Regions from separate parts of the Homo sapiens genome. Here region 2 is linked to region 1. Evidence: read pairs that join two places in POLR2A ChIA-PET (ENCODE). Cell type or tissue: GM12878. All regions are shown on one strand. Each heading gives the region's core, and the rest is flanking DNA. Links, peaks and the distances in the headings are about the cores only. Region 1 has its middle 9.4 kb from the start of TNPO3. Region 2 overlaps TSPAN33 (tetraspanin 33).

Region 1 (5,376 bases), core at 198-5,197:
TTCCCCTAATGAAAAAGTAGAAATATCCTCAATGTCCATCAATAGGCATCTTGATGTCCATCAAGAACTTTAGGATATATGCATGCTTTGGATACTAGACAGCCACTGAAAATCAAGCAGAAATGACTCTCATTAATTTTGTTACATATGGTAATGATATTGGGGCTATATAGGAAAATGTCCTTACTTATTTAGAGGTACAGACAGTCCCCGACATGATTTTTTGACTTTATAGTGGTGCAAAACAGCTACTTGTGGGGGCTGAGGCAGAAGAATCACTTAAGCCAGGGAGGTTGAGACTACAGTGAGCCGAGATCACACCACTGCACTTCAGCCTGGGTGACAGAGTGAGACCCCGTCTCTAAAAAAAAGAAAGAAAGAAAGGAAAAGAAAAACAAAAATCATAAATTGAAAATGCACTTTTTATGTGTGAGATAGGGTCTCACTCTGTCACACAGGCTGGAGTAAAGGAGCGCAATCTCAGCTCACTTCAGCCTCGACCTCCCACGCTCAAGTGATTCTCCTGCCTCAGCCCCTCAAGTGGCGGGGACCACAGGCCTGCACCACCACACCCGGCTAATTTCTTTTTACTTTTGGTAGAGAGGTTTCACCATGTCGCCCAGGCTGGTCTCAAACTCCTGAGCTCAAGCAATCCACCCGCTTTGGCCTCCCAACATGCTGGGATTACAGGTGTGAGCCACTGTACCCGGTCTGCACTTTTGACTTACAATAACTTCAATGTACTATGGTTTTGCATATACTAAAATACTTAGGCACAATGTAGTATAATAAAGAATATATCAAGTCTTCATCCCCCATTCCTGGCACAGTGCTTCAAATGCTCTTGAAATTTTCCAAGTGATGGCAATGCCTTTGTTACAGTAATGAAGTGACTCTGTGCAGACCCCTAGATATCTTCAGGATGAGGTTTGGTGACCAGAAAGACCAACCATGTGTTTAGAAGGTTGGGACTCTGGGCCCCTTGGAACTCTGGTAGGAACTCTAGGAGAGAGAGGAGCTTAAGATGAGTTCAATCATGTGGTCAATTGTTTAATCAATCATGCCTACACTTTGAAACCCCAGCAAAAACTCTGAACACCAAAGTTCAGTGGCTGATCCTAGTTTAACACATTGGTGTGCTGAAATGGTGATGCCCCGTGATTCCAGGAGAGGGCATGGAAACTCTGTCTTCCTCCCAGGCCTCTAACAATTTTTTTTTTTTTTTTGAGATGGAGTCTCACTCCATCACCCAGGCTGGAGTGCAGTGGTGCGATCTCAGCTCACTGCATCTCCACCTCCTGGGTTCAAGCAATTCTCCTGCCTCAGCCTCCCAAGTAGCTGGGATTACAGGTATACACCAACACGCTCAGCTAATTTTTTTATATTTTTAGTAGAGACGGGGTTTCACCACGTTAGCCAAGCTAGTTTCAAACTCCTGACCTCAAGTGATCCACCTGCCTCTGCCTCCCAAAGTGCTATGATTACAGGTGTGAGCCACTGCTCCAGGCCATGTTTTATAATAAAACTTTAATCATAAGTATTATGCTTTCCTGAGTTCTGTGAGTTGTTCTAGCAAATTATCAAGCATGTGGGGACTGTGGGAACCCCTGAGTTTGCAGCCAGTTGGTCAAAAGAGCAAGGGCTTAGGGACATCCCAAAGTGAGGCTGATGTCTGAAATGAGAGCATCTTATAAAAGACTGAGCCCTTAACGCCATGGAGTCTGATACTAACTCTGGGTAAATAACATCAGAATTGGGCTGGGCATGGAGGCACATGCTTATAATCCCAGCACTTTGGGAGGCCAAGGCAGGTGGATCATTTGAGCTCAGGAGTTTGAGACCAGCCTGAGCAACATGGCGAAACCCCATCTCTACAAAAAAAAAAAACAAAAACAAAAAACAAAAATTAGCCAGAAGTGGTGGTGAGCACCTGTGGTCCCAACTACTGGGGAGGCTGAGGTGGGAGGATCACCTGAGCCTGGGAGGCAGAGGTTGAAATGAGCCAAGATCGTGCCACTGCACTCCAGCCTGAACAAGAGCGAGACCCTGTCTCAAAAAAAAAAAAAAAAAGTTGCTGTTTTTTAAATAACCAACAGCCCTTTGAATTGAATTATAGCTCACCTAGTTGGGGTGGAAACAGAACAGGTAAGCTGTTCATCATGTCTATAATTGAGTTTAACATATAAAAACCAAAAAAAAGGTAAAGCAAATATGGCAAAATAATAATGTTATAGGGAATAAATAAATGTGTTTACCATTCTCTCTACTTTTCTATATGTTTGAAGTTTTCCATATTAAAAAAAATTGCTTGATGACTCATGACAGAAAAAAGTAAAAGCTGGAAACAAAATTGTATCAGTTTTTGTTTATTGACACAAAAAGATATCTCAGAAATATTATTGGAAAAGAAACAGGTTATGAATCAGCCTGTTAAAAATGCTTGTTGATACAAAAACATATTTGTATATTGGCAAAGAGAGGGGTTTGGAAGAATAGACAACAAAATGTTAACAATGGTTATCTCTGGTGATGAGATTTTGAATGGTTTATATTTTTTTCTTTTTTTTTTTTCTTTTTTCTTTTTTAAGACAGAGTCTCCCTCTGTCGCCCAGGCTGGAGTTCAGTGGCGCCATCTCAGCTCACTGCCATCTCCACCTCCCAGGTTCAAGCAATTCTCCTGCCTCAGCCTCCCAAGCTGGGATTACAGGTGCTCACCACCACACCCGGCTAATTTTGTATTTTTAGTAGAGATGGGGTTTCACCATGTTGGCCAGGCTGGTCTCGTTCTCCTGACCTCAAGTGATCCACCTGCCTTGGCCTCCCAAAGTGCTGGGATTACAGGCGTGAGCCACTGCGCCCAGCCAGTTTATAGTTTCCTTTTTGTGTTTTTCTTCATAGCACTATCACCACTTGACACATTCCATACTTTTGTTGTTTTAGCTACTCCCTTCATTAAAGTGTAAGTTCCCTGATGAGAAAAGAAAATAGCTTTAATCTGAGGAATGAGAATTCTTTTAAATTATCAGGCGCAGAGAGGCATGAAAATGAAACAATCACGCCCTACTTCCCCATTTTGAACTATGTATTCGTCTCTTGAACTCCTTGCTATTGCCACAAGTAGCTAAAAATTAACTAAAATTAACCTAATAATGCCATACCAGACACCATAACCCACATTCTGTAGCTTAACAGTGTATGGCACTCAATAGTCAATGTTATTTCTATAAACCAATTAGAATTTTTGACAGATAACTTTGTATCGGCCTACTAGGTTTCCCCCTTTTTTGACTTTAAAAACCTGCTATAGTAAAGGCCAAATGGAGCTCATATCCAAGGGTACTTGGGTCTGAGACTTCTGGGCAGCTCTTCTCACTTTGTCTCAAATAAATTCTTTCTGACAGGGTCTTTCTCTGTCACCCAGGCTAGAGTGCAGCAGCGCAATCATGGCTCACTGCAGCCTCCAACTCCTGGACTCAAGTAATACTCCTGCTGAGTAGCTCCTAGCAAGTAGCTGGGACTACAGTTGTGCACCACCATGCCCAGCTACTTTTTAAATTTTTTGTTGTTGTTGTTGAGATGCAGTCTTGTTTTGTTGCCAGGGTTGGTCTTGAATTCCTTGCCTCAAGCGATCCTCCCACTTCAGCCTCCCAAAGTGCTGGGATTACAGGCGTGAGCCACTTTGCCTGGCCTCTAGTAAACTCTTCAAATTGTATTTTGTGTCTCTGCCTCTTTCATTTAGGTCAACAATGCAAACAGAAACTCTGTGTTGGTCACTGCCATATCCCCAGTGCTTTGAACAGTGGCTGGCATATGGTAGACAGAAAATAAATAGTTGTTGAATGCGTTAATAAGGTTCACATCATTTGAATCTTTTTTTTTATAGACAGGTTCTTGCTCTGTTGCCCAGGCTGGAGTGCAGTGGTGGGATCATAGCTCTCACAGCCTCAAACTTCTGGATTCAAGTGATCCTCCCACCTCAGCCTCCCAAGTAGCTGGAACTACAGGCCTGTGCCATTATGCTAATTTTTAAAATTTTTTGTAGAGATAAGATCTCGCTATGTTGCCCAGGCTAGTCTCAAACTCCTGGCCTCAAGTGATCCTCCTGCCTCAACCTCCCAAAATTCCAGGATTACAGGCGTGAGCCATCACGCCCAGCCTGAATTTTTTCTTTATAGTGATTGTTTACATTTATTATAGTTTTTAAAAATTAATTTTTTTTAATTCCAGCACCCATTTCAGAAGGGTCCCTGTACATCCCTGTCATCACATACACAATAACTGGCCAATAGTAATGATCATGTGAAGTAACTTTTGGGCTTCATTGATGAGAACTTGGTCTTTTGGGGTGCCACCAACTTCAATTATCTTGGCGCCAGCTAAGAGTTGCATTATAAGGCCAGACATGACAATGGGAGAGATCCCCAGCTCCAGCTCCATCAATGTGCCTCTGTTAGAGGCTAGAATCACTCTCATCCAATAGAAAGGGTCAACTGAATCTGAAGACATGATACCAAATAGAGGAATCTGGCAGCACACTAAGAAGATAAAGAGGGCAATAGTGGTCCACAGCACTTTCTCCTTAAACTGAATCCTCCTCTCCAGCTTCTAAATTTCCAGCAGGATGACACAGAAGGGCTTGATGACTTGCAGAAATTTGATCACCATGGCGGCGGCTGCTCAGGCTCTGGGTCCCGCCTCGGCTCAGCTCTGCTCCGTGTGAGGCAACGCTGCCCGCAGCCCAGCCTGTTCCACTGCACAGCTAAAGAGAGAGTCTGGCTATGTTGCCCAGGCTAGCCTTGAATGCCTGAGCTCAAGCGATCCTCCTGCCTCAGCCTCTTAAGTAGCTGGGACTACAGGCACAGGCCGCCACACCCAGTGATTACTTACATTCTTAACAAGCATATTTTATCAAAAACAACACAGCTGGAGTTTCCCTGCCCCCCAAAACAATGACACTATAAACTTGAAGTTATAATTGTCAGGGGCCAGTGTTGGCTGAATCTTGGTGGCTGTTTGTGGAGAAAAGGCCACATGGCACCAACCTCTCCTGACTCAACTTCTCCTGACTTACCAGCCCTCAGGGCACATACTCTAGACCAAATTCCTGCAGCTGCACAACCTAAGACAGCCACAAACCCAGCACCAAACACATTTCTTTTCCCTCAATTAAACCCAATTCAGGGTTTGCGTGCTGAGGACAGCATCTGCCTTTGTCTGGCTCTTCAGCTCAGAACCACCCTGAGTCATAGCCAGCATTTCACTGGATTTCAATTGCAAAGCAAATGCAAACTGGTGGGAGGGGCTGGAGGTGGAGGACACTGAACCGAGATCTTGAACTTCCATGAATCATGATGTTACAGAATTTTTTTTAAGGAA
Region 2 (5,376 bases), core at 139-5,138, 99 kb after region 1:
CTGGGGGCTAGGGGGTAGATAAGGCCTCTTTGGGGTCTCCTATTAGTCTCTGATGGGTTTGTTCTCTCAGGGAGAAGCCAGGAAATTTGAAAGATCTAAACTCCTCTCTATTCCTCCACACTGGAATCAGAGTTTGTGAAGATAAAGGTTCCTTTGCCAAGGCAGTTCCAGTGCTTACATACATGCACTCACACACAGTCCTTCACATTGGAGTGCACTTTCTTTTTGTACTTGACATGATATTGACCTCTAAGAGGGTTAGAGAGCTGGGAGTATGCAACCGCCCAGGCCTGCTTTAGGTATAAAACCTGTCCTTTGATGCAGATAGATTCGAATTCAAAACTTTTCCATTTATGTGTGACCCTGGGCAAGTTAACTATTAATAATGATAGATAATATTTATTGTCAGGCATTGTGTTAAATTATTTCCATGCATTATTTTAGTTGGTTCTTACAGTAATCTTGTCAGTTGTTTGTTCTTACTTCCCATCTTCAGATACAGAAACTGAGGCTCAGAAATTTGCCCTATGTGTACCCAAGTTTGACTCGCTCTGAAGACTGTGTCCTTTTTAATTTTAACTTCAATTTATTAGAGACGGGGCCTCACTCTGGCACCCAGGCTTCAGTGCCATGGCACAGTCATGGCTCACTGCAGCCTTGCACTCCTGGGCTCAAACCATCCTCCTGCCTCAGCCTGCTGAGTAGCTGGGACTACAGGTGCACACCACTGCACCCAGCTAATTATTATTTTGTGTGTGTGTCTAGAGACAAGCTCTCACTATGTTACCCAGGCTGGTCTCAAACTCCTGACCTCAAGTTGATTCTCCTGCCTTGGCCTCCCAAAATGCCCAGCCTGAAGCCCATATTCTTAATCACTCTTCAGTATTAACCTTGGATTGCCTTAATTTCCTCATCCGTAAAATAGGCATAATGTCTGCCTCACAACCTAATTGTGTTACGAGCACTGAATGAATAATGAAAAATATGATGTGGGTAAAAGTGTCTCATGGAGGTAAAGCCCTGACAGATTCTATCAGCAGAATCACTGGGGAGGTGAAAGATGCTCACCTTTGGGTCCCAGGAAAGCAGTCCTTCTCCTGCTCTCCTAGGTTTCTCATGGCATTCAGGGCTCTCTGGTTTCCAGAATCTCAGGGTCTGGCTCTTTTCCTGTCTCCACAGGTGATTTCCATGGTGATGGTGGCTGTGGGTGTCTACGCTCGGCTAATGAAGCATGCAGGTGAGCTGTAGCTCTCCCTCCCTGCCCCCACCTTGTGCCATGCCCCTTTCCCCTCTGCCTCCTTCAGCCTGGCCCTCACACATAAGCTATGGGGCTAAAGGAGGCAGCCTCCCTGGAGCCAAATCTTCATGGTCTACGTAGGTGTCAGACCCCCCCAGGCCAGTGCCCCTGGATTTCCCTGAGCCCCTCTGAGTCTTCCAGGATATGCCTACATTTGAGGCTTAGGAAGTGTGTGAGAAAGAAGGTAGGCCCCTGGGAGCAGAGAGTCATCAAGGGCTTTAGCCCCTCCCTAGCTCTGTCCTGGAGAAACCCAACCACCATTCCTATTTCACCACACAAGTCACCAGGAAACAGAATCTGCAAAGCTGGTGAGCCTAATGCCATTCCAATTCTTTTGCGGAGCGAAAGCAGCCCCTCCTTAAGCCCAGGAATAAAGGCTTTTATTTCTTTAGTTCCTCAAATTAAATGCCACAACCCTTCTGGGCCCTTTTTGGTTCTCCCCATGGGACAGGGGTACTGCCTCCCCTTAACCTTCATCCAACCATAATGGAGATTCCCCCACCAGGGGAAGGAGAACAGTTTGGGGCACCCTCCCACCCCATCCAGGGGTTCCTCAGTGGGCACCAGGCTCAGGCTGAGGGCCGGCTCCTTTTCCAGAAGCAGCCCTAGCCTGCCTGGCAGTGGACCCTGCCATCCTGCTGATCGTGGTGGGTGTCCTCATGTTCCTGCTCACCTTCTGTGGCTGCATTGGGTCCCTCCGCGAGAACATCTGCCTCCTGCAGACGGTGAGTGGTCAAGGCCCCACTGGAAAGACCCTGGCCCTCTCCCCATCATGCCTCTTAGCCTCCCACGGCCCTTTGGTTGCCTTGTCCTACCCTACCCCCAAGCCTGTGCTGTCCACCCCTCAGTGCAGAGCTTAGCCCGGGTGACCCAGCACAGGGTGGCCACCCCCAAGACAGTGTCCCAGAGGCAGCTGCCTTTCTCATGTGTGGGGCATCTGGGAGAATTGCCTGGCAGCTCCCAGCATCCCCTTGGCCCTGGAAGGGGTTGCTGCCATGAGTGGTCCTAGACGCCTCTTCTTCCTGCTGCTCCACAGTTCTCCCTCTGCCTCACCGCTGTGTTCCTGCTGCAGCTGGCCGCTGGGATCCTGGGCTTCGTCTTCTCAGACAAGGTAACACTGGGAGCCAGGAGGCCTCCTCAGGTGTGACCCAGAGGGAGGAAGGAAGGTTCCTGCCCATGTTTAGCCTGGTTAATTAACCACAGCTCCTTCCCCTGAGAAACATCAGTCGTTGAAAAGTTCATTAGGGGTGAATGAATAGCCTGTAAACTCATCATATTTGAAGAGAATTTTAAGATCATAAGGTGCTTTCCTCTGACAGTCTGAGAAGCTAACAGGGAAGTAAATTATACAAACACAAAGTTAAAATAACTTAGAAACTTTAATAGCAAATGACAGAATCAAACTCAATAATCAAGTGGACCACTGACAATATGAAGAGCCTCTTATTTCTTTTAAAAATTGTTTATTGAGATAAACAGAAGGAAGGAAGGGGGAAGAGAACAAGATTTTGTTTTGAGGTTTATTTTTCTTTCTTTCTTTTTTTTTTTTTTTTTGGTTGTTGTTTTTGTTTTTTAAGAGATGGGAGTCTCACTAGGTTGCCAGGCTGGCCTTGAACTCCTGGGCTCAAGTGATCCTCCTGCCTCCATCTCCTAAGTCTCTGGGATTACAGTCATGTGCCACCATGATTGGCTTAATAAAAGGTTTTGAACAATGCTTGCCATATCTGGAAATGGTCTGCCATTCAGTGACAGTCCTTTTTAAGAACCAGAATGTCTTTCCCAAAAGGCAAATGATTGCCAAGGGCAGACTACAAAACTAAGGAAAGAAAATTTGAGAAAAGTAGTGGGGCAGGAAGGAAGAGACTATGGTAGAAAATTATGAAATTGGGCCAGGCGCGGTAGCTCATGCCTGTAATCCCAGCATTTTGGGAGGCTGAGGCGGGCAGATCACTTGAGGCCAGGAGTTCGAGTCCAGCCTGGCCAACATGGCGAATCCCTGTCTCTACTAAAAAACACCAAAAAAATTAGCCAGGTGTCAGGAGGCTGAGGCACAAGAATTGCTTGAACCCAGGAGAAGGAGGTTGCAGTAAGCTGAGATCGCGCCACTACACTCCAGCCTGGGCGACAGTAAAACTGTATCAAGAAAAGAAAAGAGAAAGGGAGAGGGGAGGGGAGGGGAGAAAATTATGAAATCGAGAGCCACTGAGTTAATTCCGAATTTCGTAGTCCTCCTGGCTTACAGTAAGATCCTGAAATGATGTATTAAATAGCTCTGTTTTGAGTCTAAAGAGATGCAATTATCTAGTGTCCACTAGAGGGCAGTGCCTCAGCTCAGTAAGCTACTTTCTGCTAAAAAAATTAAAAATTAGTTTGTTTTTATCAGTCAACAAGTATTTTGTGATAATAGCATTCAGAGATAGATACACATTGGTATATCTTGAAATGTGTCTCTGAAAAGCTTCAACAGCAGGTCCAGCATTTCTCCTGCCCACTGGTACCTGAGGGCCCTGGGATGGGCTTTGGAACTGAACCGGCTATCTTCCACCATTAGGACTCGGTTCTGATTTCAAGGCAGACTCAGTTAAGAAGGATGATCCCTGTCTACTGTTATTTTTGCTGGAAGGAGCAAGTTAGGGATTAGTCCTGTGTTCTGATTCCTTGCCCATGTCTCCGGCAGGCTCGAGGGAAAGTGAGTGAGATCATCAACAATGCCATTGTGCACTACCGAGATGACTTGGATCTGCAGAACCTCATTGATTTTGGCCAGAAAAAGGTATGGGTCAGCCAGTGGTCTGGGGGACTGTGGGTAAAAGTGAATGTCATCCCAAGAGATGCCTCACCCTCTATGCCTGTGGGGCTCTTCATTACCTGCCAGGTAATGGCTTCTGGGAAGGGGTTTGGCAAAAAAGCACACGTAGCAGAGTGCTTTAAATGTACTTTTAAAGACACAGAACAGTATATATAGTAATCTACTGTGTTATAAATGGTTACCTACAGGGGGTGAGGAACTGGGCAGATTCTTGAATATTACCTCTTCAAAAGTGACATTTTAGGCTGGTCCAAAGGGAGTGAGTTATCTCATTTGATTGTTCACAGTCAGCTACAGATCCAACTCCTTGTTCTACTCTTTCCCCCCTTCTCACTGCTGCACTTGACTAGACTAAAAAAAAGAAAATTACATTTAAAAAATTGTGATAAAATTTACATAATGTAAAATTTACCATTTTTAAGCATACAGATCCGTGGCATGAAGTACCTTCAATTGTTGTGCAACCATCACCACCATCTCCAGAACGCTCATCTGCCCCAGATGAAACTCTGTATCCATCAAACACTAACTCCCCATTTCCTCTCTTGAATCTCTGTATCCATCAAACACTAACTCCCCATTTTCCTCTCTTGAAACTCTGTATCCATCAAACACTAACTCCCCATTTTCCTCTCTTGAAACTTTGTATCCATTAAACACTAACTCCCCATTTTCCTCTCCTGAAATTCTGTATCCATTGAACACTAAAGCCCCATTTTCCTCTCCTCCAGCAACCACCATTCTACTTTCTGTCTGTAAATTTGACAACTCTAGGTACCTCAAATGAAGGGACTCACGGTATTAATGCTTTTTTGAGTGGGTTATTTCACTTAGCATGTCTTCAAGTTTCATCTCTGTTTTGGCATGTGCCACAACTGCCTTCCTTTTGAAGGCTGAATAATATTCTGTTGTATGTATATGCCACATTTTGTTTATCCATTCATTCACCAGTGGAGAAAAGGGTTGCTTCCACCGTTCGGCTACTGTGAACAAGGCTGCTATGAATCAAAAGTTAACAATTAGGCCAGGCATGGTAGCTTACATCTGTAATCCCAGCACTTTGGGAGGCCAAGGCAGGCAGATCATTTGAGGTCAGGAGTTTGAGACTAGCCTGGCCAACATGATGAAACCCTGTTTCCACCAAAAATACAAAAATTAGCCGGGTTTGGTGGCGCACACCTGTAGTCCCAGCTACTCAGGAGGCTGAGGTGCGAGAATAGCTTGAATTTGGGAGTTGGAGGTTGCAGTGAGCCAAGATCATGCCATTGCA

Evidence for each region. Peaks named below come from ENCODE experiments on the same cell type or tissue, not always from the same donor. Only the 100,000 strongest peaks of a DNase experiment are listed, where the experiment ranks them.
Region 2: POLR2A ChIA-PET joins it to region 1 with 10 read pairs; 4 of 35 experiments call an interaction of 5 or more read pairs at or near these places.

The regions. Positions count from the first base shown.
Region 1 is chr7:129,061,798-129,067,173 of GRCh38, forward strand. No RefSeq gene overlaps it. Among named protein-coding and RNA genes, the nearest start is that of TNPO3, 9.4 kb to the left of the region's middle. In GM12878, for the core only: no CTCF peak of the experiment used is centred there; no DNase peak of the experiment used is centred there.
Region 2 is chr7:129,160,500-129,165,875 of GRCh38, forward strand. It overlaps TSPAN33 (tetraspanin 33), which reads left to right. Exons shown (of 8, transcript NM_178562.5): 2 at 1,180-1,237; 3 at 1,895-2,022; 4 at 2,334-2,408; 5 at 3,975-4,070. It also overlaps the pseudogene RNY1P11. Among named protein-coding and RNA genes, the nearest start is that of TSPAN33, 18 kb to the left of the region's middle. In GM12878, for the core only: a CTCF peak has its summit at 3,613 (motif pointing right); no DNase peak of the experiment used is centred there; H3K27ac peaks cover 2,444 bases.